Regions from separate parts of the Homo sapiens genome. Here region 2 is linked to region 1. A link is an interaction called in ENCODE POLR2A ChIA-PET data of the cell type or tissue named here. Cell type or tissue: OCI-LY7. All regions are shown on one strand. Each heading gives the region's core, and the rest is flanking DNA. Links, peaks and the distances in the headings are about the cores only.

The links. Peaks named below come from ENCODE experiments on the same cell type or tissue, not always from the same donor. Only the 100,000 strongest peaks of a DNase experiment are listed, where the experiment ranks them.
Region 2: POLR2A ChIA-PET joins it to region 1 with 8 read pairs; 2 of 35 experiments call an interaction of 5 or more read pairs at or near these places.

The regions. Positions count from the first base shown.
Region 1 is chr20:33,880,992-33,886,419 of GRCh38, forward strand. No RefSeq gene overlaps it. Among named protein-coding and RNA genes, the nearest start is that of CHMP4B, 72 kb to the left of the region's middle. RefSeq lists enhancers at 2,212-2,331, 2,512-2,771. In OCI-LY7, for the core only: a CTCF peak has its summit at 2,361 (motif pointing left); DNase peaks (open chromatin) are centred at 790, 2,340, 3,010 and 3,326; H3K4me3 peaks cover 2,486 bases; H3K27ac peaks cover 4,940 bases.
Region 2 is chr20:34,075,626-34,080,892 of GRCh38, forward strand. It overlaps RALY (RALY heterogeneous nuclear ribonucleoprotein), which reads left to right. Exons shown (of 10, transcript NM_016732.3): 6 at 249-415; 7 at 1,077-1,190; 8 at 1,403-1,620; 9 at 2,880-2,928; 10 at 4,285-5,267. The coding sequence ends at 2,924. Among named protein-coding and RNA genes, the nearest start is that of MIR4755, 29 kb to the left of the region's middle. RefSeq lists an enhancer at 775-1,974. In OCI-LY7, for the core only: no CTCF peak of the experiment used is centred there; no DNase peak of the experiment used is centred there.

The DNA.
Region 1 (5,428 bases), core at 225-5,224:
GGGAGCCTAGTTTCAGCTGGAGGGCTCTCACAGGGCCAGGAGCCTTGTCTTTCGTCCTCACAGAGGCATTCAAACCCCAGTGCCATTCAGAAGTCTGGATATGGCAGCCCCAGGTGACTTAGTGGCTCCATGAAGCTGCCAGGGACTTGGACACCTTTGATCTTCACATTTTAGCACCCTTGGGGTGCGGCTTTAACCCTCTTGTTGCACTTCCAGGCATCTCATCTCCAAATGCCCCATGTCTTCTGTCTTTTGTTTGCTTCTTTGTTTTGAGACAGGGTCTCACTCCATCACCCAGGCTGGAGTGCAGTGGTGTGATTACAGCTCACTGCAACCTCAACCTCCCAGGCTCAAGTGAACCTCCTACCTCGGCCTCCTGAGTAGCTGGGACTACAGGTGTGTGCCACCACACCTGGCTAACTTAATTTTTTTTTTTTTTTTGAGACAGTTTCACTCTTGTTGTCCAGGCTGGAGTGCAATGGTGAAATCTCAGCTTGCTGCAACCTCTGCCTCTTGGGTTCAAGCGATTCTCCTGCCTCAGCCTCCCGAGTAGCTGGGATTACAGGTATGTGCCACCACGCCCGGCTAATTTTGTATTTTTAGTAAAGACAGGGTTTCACCATGTTGGTCAGGCTGGTCTTGAACTCCCGACCTCAGGTGATCTACTGACCTCGGCCTCCCAAAGTGCTGAGATTACAGGCATGAGCCACCGCACCCGGAAATTTTTTTTTTTTTTTTTGTAGAGACAGGTCACGCTATGTTGCCCAGGCTGGTCTCAAACTCCTGAGCTCAAGCGATCCTCCTGCGTCTGCCTACAAAAGTGTTGAAACTACAGCCACAAGCCAACGCGCCCGGCCTTATGTGTTATCTCTTGCCACATAGTGGCCTCTGCTCCAAGGGAAGCGGGAAGAGTGAGTTTTTTCAGTGGTACCTTTCCTCCCCATCCTGAAAACAAATGTGATTCTCCTCCTAAAGAAGTAGAGCAAGTGGGTGTAGAGTTGTTAACATGCAATGTCTGCCACATAAAACATGATCCCCATTTTGGTGAGGAAATCACAGCCTGGAGAGGTGTGGTGATTTACACAGCCTGGATTCGATTGCACTGAGCCTGCCCCACCCTCACCCTGCTCTGATTCAGGGACCCTGGCCTGGCCCTCATCTTTGGTGGTTGCTGTCGTCAAGGCACTGGCCTTGCGTGATGGATGAGCAGGCAGCCTCATTAAACACAAACCCTTGTTGGTTTCCCAAAGCCCACAGGAGCAGCGAGGCCCGGGATCTGGGAGCAGGGAAGCTGAACAGGACCCCATCTGTCCTGTTCCCTCCGGCTTCTGCTCAAACAGGCATTTGTCTGCCATGGCAAGAGGGCAGCCTCAGACACTTCATCTCTGGGCAATTAGGGGGCTGCACGTGAGAAGAGTAATGACTGGCCAGAGGGGATTTATCAGGGGCCAGTGTGGCTGGGCGGGGCTCAAGATTTGACATCCACCTCTTTTCCGAGGGGAAGGAGCTGGTTAGCATCCCTGCCTGGCAGTGGAGCCTCGTTAGCTCTGCCTTCTACTGTCCCTTCCCCCTCCAACGCTCTGCTCCCCACCCCACCTCCTTGTCTCTGCCCTAGATCAGAGGCCAGGCACTAGCTGGATGGTCACACCTGCCTCCTCCATGCTGCCCCCTGTGAACCACTCTCCGCACTGGCTGCTCACAAGTCTGATCACGTCACACACCTCCTCCCTACCTTTAAATCCTTCCATGGCTCCCTACTGCCCAAATCATAAGCAGCTGTTGTGTTCGGGTGGTCCTAGGTGACCAGCTTCCCCACGAGCGATTTCTCTCCTTTGGTTTGATTCGTGTCAAAGATGAGTCTTAGACACTGCCTGATGCTCAAACGGTTTATCCTTTTCTTAAAAAAAAAAAAGATGGGATCTTGCTGTGTTGCCCAGGCTGGTCTTGAACTCCTGGCCTTAACCCATCTTCCTCCCTTGGCCTCCCAAAGTTCTGAGTTACAAGCATGAACCATGGTGCCCGGCCTCAAGTGATTTATTTTGGCTGTGCTGTTACGAGACAGACATCAATGACACGGGCCAGATACACTTAGGAGGTCAGAGGACCAGCTGACCAGGAGGGTCTCTGTGTAGAGACCATCCTCAGAGTTTGGGGGATCCTTCTCCCTTCCCTAGACCTGGGTTCAGTCTAGGTTAGTCGCCAGGTGTTTCTTTCAAAAAAGAAGTTTAAGCTATTCTTGTAAGGGGAAGCTTTGTTTCAAGGTTTATGAAAGTTGCATCTGTGCTGAGGTGGTCTTGTTTTCTGGAAATCCCCTGGCCAGGGTTGGAAATCCTGGGGCCAGGCTGTATCAACTGCTAAGTGACACCTGGTGTCCGGCCTGTGAGATGCTTAAGTGGGTCCTATGGCTCTTGTTAATCTCACAGTTGCAGTATGTCTCTTTTTATACTATGACAGCAACCTCAGCCCTGGTGACCTCAGCTCCCGCGCCGCATCCTCTGTACTCTTGCTCTTCAATTTTTAAGAATGAGTTTCATGATTATGGGTTTCAAAAATTACATTCAGGACTGCGTGTGGTGGCTCATGCCTATAATCCCAGCACTTTGGGACGCCAAGGTGGGTGGATCACTTGAGGTTAGGAGACCAGTCTGGTCAACATGGTGAAACCCTGTCTCTACTAAAAAAAATAAAACTTAGCAGGGCGTGATGGTGCACACCTGTAATTCCAGCTACTCAGGAGGCTGAGGCAGCAGGATCACTTGAATCTGGGAGGTGGAGGTTGAAGTGAGCCGACAACATGCCACTGCACTCCAGCCTGGGTGACAGAGTGAGACTCCATCTCAAAACAAAAACAAAAACAAAAACAATTCAAAAGGCACACAGTAAAACAAGGCTAACTCCTGCATCGTCCTCACCTGCCTAGTCCCCATCACCTGCCACATGCCTTAGTTCCTTGTGTATCCTTCCAGTTTCTTTATGCAAATGTAAATAGGACAAATATGTCGTCATATTTACCACCCCCACACATGCTTTATATACAAATGGTAGCTTATCAGGAACGTGGTTCTATACTTTCATTTTTGCACTTAATACATCTTGGAGATCTTTTTGTATCTGCAGAGAGAAGGCTGCTTCATTCTCTGGTACAGCTTGACCATCATTTCCTTAGCCAGCTCCCAGGTAGTGGATGTTTGTGTGGCAGGTGCTGCTGCTGCCCTGTCCCATATCTCCCACCTACCAGAGCTCACCAGCAGCCCTTTCATTTCTCCAGGCTTTAGCCCACACAGGTCTCTCTGCCTGGGATATGCTTCTGCTTCTTCATCTCAAATCAAGAGTCTGGCAGCCCCGCCAGAGACACTAACCTAACTAGTTCAGGCAGGGCTAGCACTTTGGGCCTCAGGGTCTCCCTTACCTCCTCTGCCTCAGGAATGATCACAGTGGATTAAATCCTCTCCTTATCTGCCTGCCTGGCTGGGAGCACCTGGGCAGGGGTCAGAGCTGTGGGGGGGCAATGGGGAAGATGAGTCAGATTCATCACTATGTCCCAGCACCTCTTACCACATCCCATGGCCTCTAGTGAAGCAGGAGAAGGATTGTATAAAATCCAAACTCCTTCCCGTGGCCTACAAAGCCCTGCTGACCCCGTCCCTGCCTGCCATCACCCCCAACCTCAGGTCCAGCCAGTGTGGCCTTCTTGTTCCTCAGAGACCTCAAACTCGATCCTGCCTCAGGGCTTTTGTTCTTATACTTTCCTCTACTTGGACTCTCTTTTCCCCAGATCTCCTGATTAGACCTCAGCTCAAATGACACTTCCTCCAAGAGGCCTTCCCTGACCACCTTGACTAAAATATCCTACTCACCCCTGCCAACTTTGGGAACCCAAGGCAGGAAGATCAGTTGAGGCCAGGAGTTCAAGACCAGCCTGGGCAACATAGTGAGATCCCATCTTTGAAAAAAAAAAAAAAACACCCCCACTTTCTTAGCAGTTATGGGATGAATTGTGTCCTTCCCAAAGTTTATAGGTTGAAGCCCTAACCCCGAGTACCTCAGAATGTCACTGTGTTTGGAGATAAGGTCTTTAAAGAGGTGAATAAGTTAAAATGAGGCCAGTAGGGCTGGGTCTTAATCCAATCTGAGTGGTGTCCTTTTTGTTTGTTTGTTTGTTTGTTTTGTTTTGTTTTGTTTTTGAGACAGAGTCTTGCTCTGTCTCCCAGGCTGGAGTGCAGTGATGCGATCTTGGTTCACTGCAACCTCTGCCTCTGGGGTTCAAGCAATTTTCCTGCCTCAGTCTCCCGAGTAGCTGGGACTAACAGGCACGTGCCACCACTCCCGGCTAATTTTTTTTTTGTATTTTTGGTAGAGACAGGGTTTCACCATGTTGGCCAGGCTGGTCTTGAACTCCTGAGCTCGTGATCCACCCATCTCGGCCTCCCAAAGTGCTGGGATAACAGGCGTGAGCCACTGTGCCCGGCCTGGTATCCTTTTTAAAAGGGGGAAGCAACACAAGGGATGAGGGTGCACAGAGGGAAGGCCGTGTGAGGACATGGGGAGGAAAGCCGAGGAGGGAGGCCTCCAAGGAAACCCTGCGGGTGCCTTGGTCTTGGACTTGCTGCCTCTGGAACTGTGGGAAAATAAATTTCTGTTATTTGAGCCAGGGGTCCTCAATCCCCTGGCCATGGACCAGTACTGGTCCATGGCCTATTAGGAACCTGGCACACAGCAGGAGGTGAGTGGCTGGTGAGGGAGAGAAGCTTCGTCTGTATATACAGCCGCTCCCCATCACACGAATGGCTGCCTGAGCTCTGCCTCCTGCCAGATCAGCGGCAGCATTAGATGCTCACAGGAGTGTGAACCCTGTTGTGAACTGTTCATGCGGGGGATCTAGGTTGCATGCTCCTTATGAGAATCTAATGCCTGATGATCTGTCACTGTCTCCCGTGACTCTCAGATGGGACCATCTAGTCGCAGGAAAACAAGCTCAGGCTGGACCTGGTGGCTCACGCCTGTAATCCCAGCACTTTGGGAGGCCGAGGCAGGTGGATCACGAGGTGAGGAGTTTGAGGCCAGCCTGACCAACATGGTGAAACCCTGTCTCTACTAAAAATACAAAAATTAGCAGGGCACGGTGGTGAGCGCTTGTAATTCCAGCTACTCAGGAGGGTGAGGCAGGAGAATTGCTTGAACCCAGGAGGCGGAGGTTGCAGTGAGCCAAGATCGCGCCATTGCACTCCAGCCTGGGCGACAGAGAGAGACTTCGTCTCAAAAAAAAAAAAAAAAAAGGAACACAAGCTCAGGGCTCCCACTGATTCTACATTATGGTGAGTCATATAATTATTTCGTTGTATATTACAGTGTGGTAATAATATAAATAAAGTGTACAATAAATATAATATGAATCATCCCCAAACCATCCCCCCCACTATCCATGGAA
Region 2 (5,267 bases), core at 268-5,267, 190 kb after region 1:
TGATGCCTTGCCTGCCCTTACTGGGCCTGGATGGTTGGAGAGGTTGTAGTGAGGTAGTGAGGATCCCAACAGCCATCAGGGTCCGGCAAGCCCTTCCTCTTCACTCCAGGGCTTGCTAGGAGCCAGCAGAGGTGTGTAGTGCAGGCCTCCCAGCCCCTCACCAGCCACACACGTTTGTAGCCGGAGCTGCAATACCGCCCTGGTGGCCACAAGCCATGCTGCAGCCTCTGGCCCATCTGCCCTCACAGGCTCTTCGACTACCGGGGCCGTCTGTCGCCCGTGCCAGTGCCCAGGGCGGTCCCTGTGAAGCGACCCCGGGTCACAGTCCCTTTGGTCCGGCGTGTCAAAACTAACGTACCTGTCAAGCTCTTTGCCCGCTCCACAGCTGTCACCACCAGCTCAGCCAAGATCAAGTGTGAGTGACTGTATCATATTCCTAAGTAATTTGCATTTTTATCATTAGCAAAATAATAGAATCACATTTTTTACATTGGAACATAGATAAAACAACAAGTCTTCCACAGTTCTGCTGCTCTAACACAGCCAAGTATTTTCATGCATTTCTAAGAGGAAACAGCTGATGTTTTAGGAGGAGGGGTTGTGTTGGGCACAGAGAGTCCAGTGCTGGATATGGTGCCCAGTGAAGAAATGGTGCCATCTTTCCTCTAGTAAGGATAAGGACAGGTCTACCCAGGCCCATTACTCCACATTCACTCTGGTACACACATGCTGCTTAACTAATCACCCAGGAATTCAGATTCCAAAAGACACATGTTCTTGCTCAGGTGCACACAGAAGAGCACACCACACATACACACCTGTGCTCCTGTCTGTCTTTGGTCCCTTTCAGAGTTGAGAGATCAGGAGAAAAGATAGCCAGGTTCAGAAGTGTGTGCTGTCACTGTAGGGATGGACGCCAGGTAGTCTAAGGAGGAGACCTTTTTCCTAAGCAGGGAAAAAACAAAACAAAACAAAAAATAACTGCTTTCCTGGTTGAAAGAACAGGGCTGAGGTTTTGTGCTAGTGTCAAGCCTCCAGCCCCCTAGGTGACAGCCCTGTCCCCCCTCCACTCCCAGTAAAGAGCAGTGAGCTGCAGGCCATCAAGACGGAGCTGACACAGATCAAGTCCAATATCGATGCCCTGCTGAGCCGCTTGGAGCAGATCGCTGCGGAGCAAAAGGCCAATCCAGGTCAGCCTCTGAGGATTCTCACCCACCTCCATGACCAGGGCACAGGGCAGAGCATGGGGAAATAGTACATGGGAGAGAGGAGCTAGGGTGGCCCTGCAGATCCTGGACCACCTGCACTCACCATGCTGAGGCCAGCTTCCGCTAAGGTGCTGCCCTAGACAGCTACCCCAGGCTGAGTTTTATTCTCCCCTCCTCCACCCCTTCCCCTCAAGATGGCAAGAAGAAGGGTGATGGAGGTGGCGCCGGCGGCGGCGGCGGTGGTGGTGGCAGCGGTGGCGGTGGCAGTGGTGGTGGCGGTGGCGGTGGCAGCAGCCGGCCACCAGCCCCCCAAGAGAACACAACTTCTGAGGCAGGCCTGCCCCAGGGGGAAGCACGGACCCGAGACGACGGCGATGAGGAAGGGCTCCTGACACACAGCGAGGAAGAGCTGGTGAGGGCCTGGCCAGGGGCACGACTGGGACTCGACTGTGCTCCTACTCTCAGGAGGCCAACAGGGGAATGGGCAGCCTGAGCTGGTTGCCCCCACTGTGAACTTCCTGTTCTCTCCTTCCCAGGGGTTCTGGTCCTGGGGGAAAGAGGGAAGAATGAGCAGGGGGCACTTGCCTATCTCAGACACCATCAGAAGTCCCACTGAGGCCTAGGGCAGACCTCCCCCAAATGCGGGCACATTCTGGCCTCCGGTTTCCACATGAGTTGGAGAATGGGAGATTCGGACATAAGGGAGCACACACGGCCTGCAGAGCTTCAGAGCAGGGCTGGGGTGGCTTGTGGAGGCCACAGCCAGGAGGTGGGTTTTTCTAAAAGCCATTGCTGCTTAAGCATGAAGCAAAAGCTGTCTCATAAGGGGGTGAGCTCCCCGCCTGTTACTAGAACTATTCAGGCTGAGGCCGGCAGGCCATTTGACAAGGAGCTTATGTTGAGTGGGAGGGTGGACCAAACTCTGAGTCTGTGGGATATGGGTTGTACACTTGCTGCTCATTTACTTAATGAGCGCTCATTGAGCACCAAGACCCAGATCATACTCTCTAACTTCACATAACCTTAACAAGAGCCCTGTACTATGCAGAGTATTCTGTTCCCACATTTTACCCTGTGAGGAAATCGAGGCTCAGAAAGGCTGAGTGGCATGCTCAGGGCATCAGCTCGTAGGGACTGAGCCAGGGTTGGAGTCCAGACTGACTTGCTGGATCTGCAGCTTTCTCCTTTTCAGCACTGCTGGGTTCTATCGTGAGAACAGATGGGCTCATGGCCATGACGGTTAGGAGGTCTGCCTTATGCTAGCTCATCTCTCCTTTGAGCGTAGCCTGATCCTTCATCTTATTTTCTCAGGCATAGCAGTGTCCATAAAGGCCCTAACAAAGACTTGGATGCCCCCAGAGATGGGGAGCTCACCAGTCTATAAGGCTTTCAGCCTTCTCCAGTGCAGGCTCTCTGCACAGAAATGGGGCTCCTGCCACTCCCAGAACACCCTTCACTGGCCTGTGTGGGGTCCTCAGACCACCCTTCCAAGTTCCCAAGCCAGCTTTGTTGGCTGGTCCCATAGTCATTCCCCTTGGCTGTTCCTGCGTCTTCTGACTGTGTCCTCTAGATGCCCTCTGGACCATGAAGTTTTTCTGGACAAATGGCTCAGGGCAGGACTCAGAGCTGGCAATGAGTGATGTGTGGTCTCTCTTACCTCCTCCCTATCAGGAACACAGCCAGGACACAGACGCGGATGATGGGGCCTTGCAGTAAGCAGGTACAGGGGTCCTGTCCTGATGGGCAGAGGGTGGGGAATCAGTGAAGTGGAGGTTGTGCCTTTTCCCTGGATTGGGCAGGAAGTGTCACGAAGCATACCTGGCCAAGTAGCACTGACTATACCCAAGAATGAAGTCCCCTCCATATCTAGCCATCCCGTCACACCCCTTCATGCTTGGGGCTTGCCATGCTGAGGAAGCAGGTGCCGTAGATGGGCCAGGCGGGCCCACCTAGCAAGGGTTCCTTCCCTCAGCACACTCAGCCATGTTGCCTGTCTCTGCCCTTGAGGAGCTCCTAGTCTGGTAGAGGAAGACATAAGCCATTACCACCTAGTGTGAGCAGGATAACAATAGAGCGAGGCCAGGTCATGGAAGAGATGATGTGTAGCTGAGCCTGCTAGTGATTGAGGGAGCAATGTTCCACACCAGGGGAATGGCCTTAGCCATACAGAGCTGTGACAGTCCTTGGTATGTGGTGAGGCCAAGAGCCTCCTGTGGCTGCAGTGCCCCCCTAGTTGGTAGAGGACTCTGCTTATTGTCAGAGGGTGATGATTGTGAAGGGCCGTATGTGTCAGGCTTAGGGGCTGGGATTTGATTCTTTCATGGGGAGGAAATGCCCTGTGTGACAGGAGCTGCACCTGCTTTCTCTGAGTTCATCTTCAATCCCACAAGCTGATGATTGTACCAATATAATAGATGTGGAAACAGACACTAAAGGGTGCAGGGAGATAAGGTAGTAGTTGGTGGAGCCTGGATTTCAGCCCAGTGGTGTGTGGCTTCAAAGCCCACTCTCTGGCCACTGTTTACCATCTACTCTGCCCTACCTTAAAGGAAAGCCAGGCCACACCTGGCTGTGCCTACTACTCTCTGACCCATTCCCTTGGGGTGGCTTGGGTGGAGGAAGGTCTCAAACACTAGTGTTTCCAGGGAGGTGTCTGGATAGATGACACATTTATGCTGTAGTAAGATATCCCACCAGCAAAGGCTTCCAGAAGAGCTTTAGAAAATTGTACATATGCAGTCTTCTTTTGGAACTTCTTGGTTTGTTTTGCCTGGGATGCAAACAAACCTCCATATCCAGCCATCCTGCTACACCCCTTTGTGCCTGGTGCTTTCCAAAGCTTGTTAAAATAGTTCACAGGTGAGTTATATGGGCTCAGGTGAGGAAATGGAGGTTCAGAGAGCGGGTGAGACTTGCCCAAGGTTACATGGCCAGGAAATTATGAGGCCACAGCCAGAGTGCAAGAATCTCTCTGTCTCCAGACATCATTCCACCCTTTCTTCCCTACCCCTTTTATCAGCAACAGGGTCTCTTCCTCTCAGCCTTAGTCTCTTCTTTCTCTCTCTCTCTTTCTCAGCCTGACAGGAGCAATGGCCACCAGCAGGTGAAGGGCATCGCTGCCCCAGGCCTCAAGCCGGGCACCCAACCCTGGATGCCACCCCCCAGCGGGTACCAGAGGAAAGCTGGCAGCAGGCGCCTCCTCCCCCAACGCATCCCAGCCAGTGCCATGTCCTCTGCAGGTGGAGTTACTGGCCTACTCCTTCCCCATGAGCCCTCCCTGTCTGCACTGCCCAGGCCAGAGGGTAGAGCACAGGGGTTTCCCCATACTACCTCCCCTCCCCAGGACACTCCCAGGCTTGGGTTTTTTCTATAGGTTTGGCGGGGGGCCACAGGGAGGGGACCCTGACAATAAAGAGATTGGATCCCAACCTGTTCTGAGATGGGATGGTTTGTGTTTTCTCATGAAGATATCCCGGCCCCTCTGCCAACCAAAAAGCTGGTCTAGGGTGCCTAATACTGATCCATCTGGACCTTAGTGTCCTCAGTGGTGATTAAAATGGCCAGTGGGGCCACTGGGGAGGGTTGGATATGCTGGCCCATGAGCATCTTGCTGGCTGAAGTGTCAAGCAGTTGTGACCCACTTGGTTTACCCCATAGTAGGTCAAGACCTTATCTCTTTCCCCAGCTTCTAAGTCTGGTCTTTCCCAGCTCTTAAAAGGATTCTAGAGTCTGCCAGTCTCTACCTTCTCTCTTCTGGCTTAGGACACTATAATTTTTTCATTTGGACGTTGTCCTCCCACCAGCCTCCCAGTCTTCTGCCTCTGCCCTGTACCATCTCCCAGCAGCCACGCAGTCTTTCTGAAACGTATCCCTTCCCTGCCTAAAATCCCTTTACTGACTCTTCATCATCAGGACAAAACCCTACCTCCTGAATGTAGGGTGTAAGATCCTGCTTACTCCAGCCTCTCCTGTTTCTTGTCACCACCCCTTTCCTGCCCCTGACACAAACCCTACATCTCAGTCTCACAAAACACACAAGTTCTTCACACTCCGGGCAGG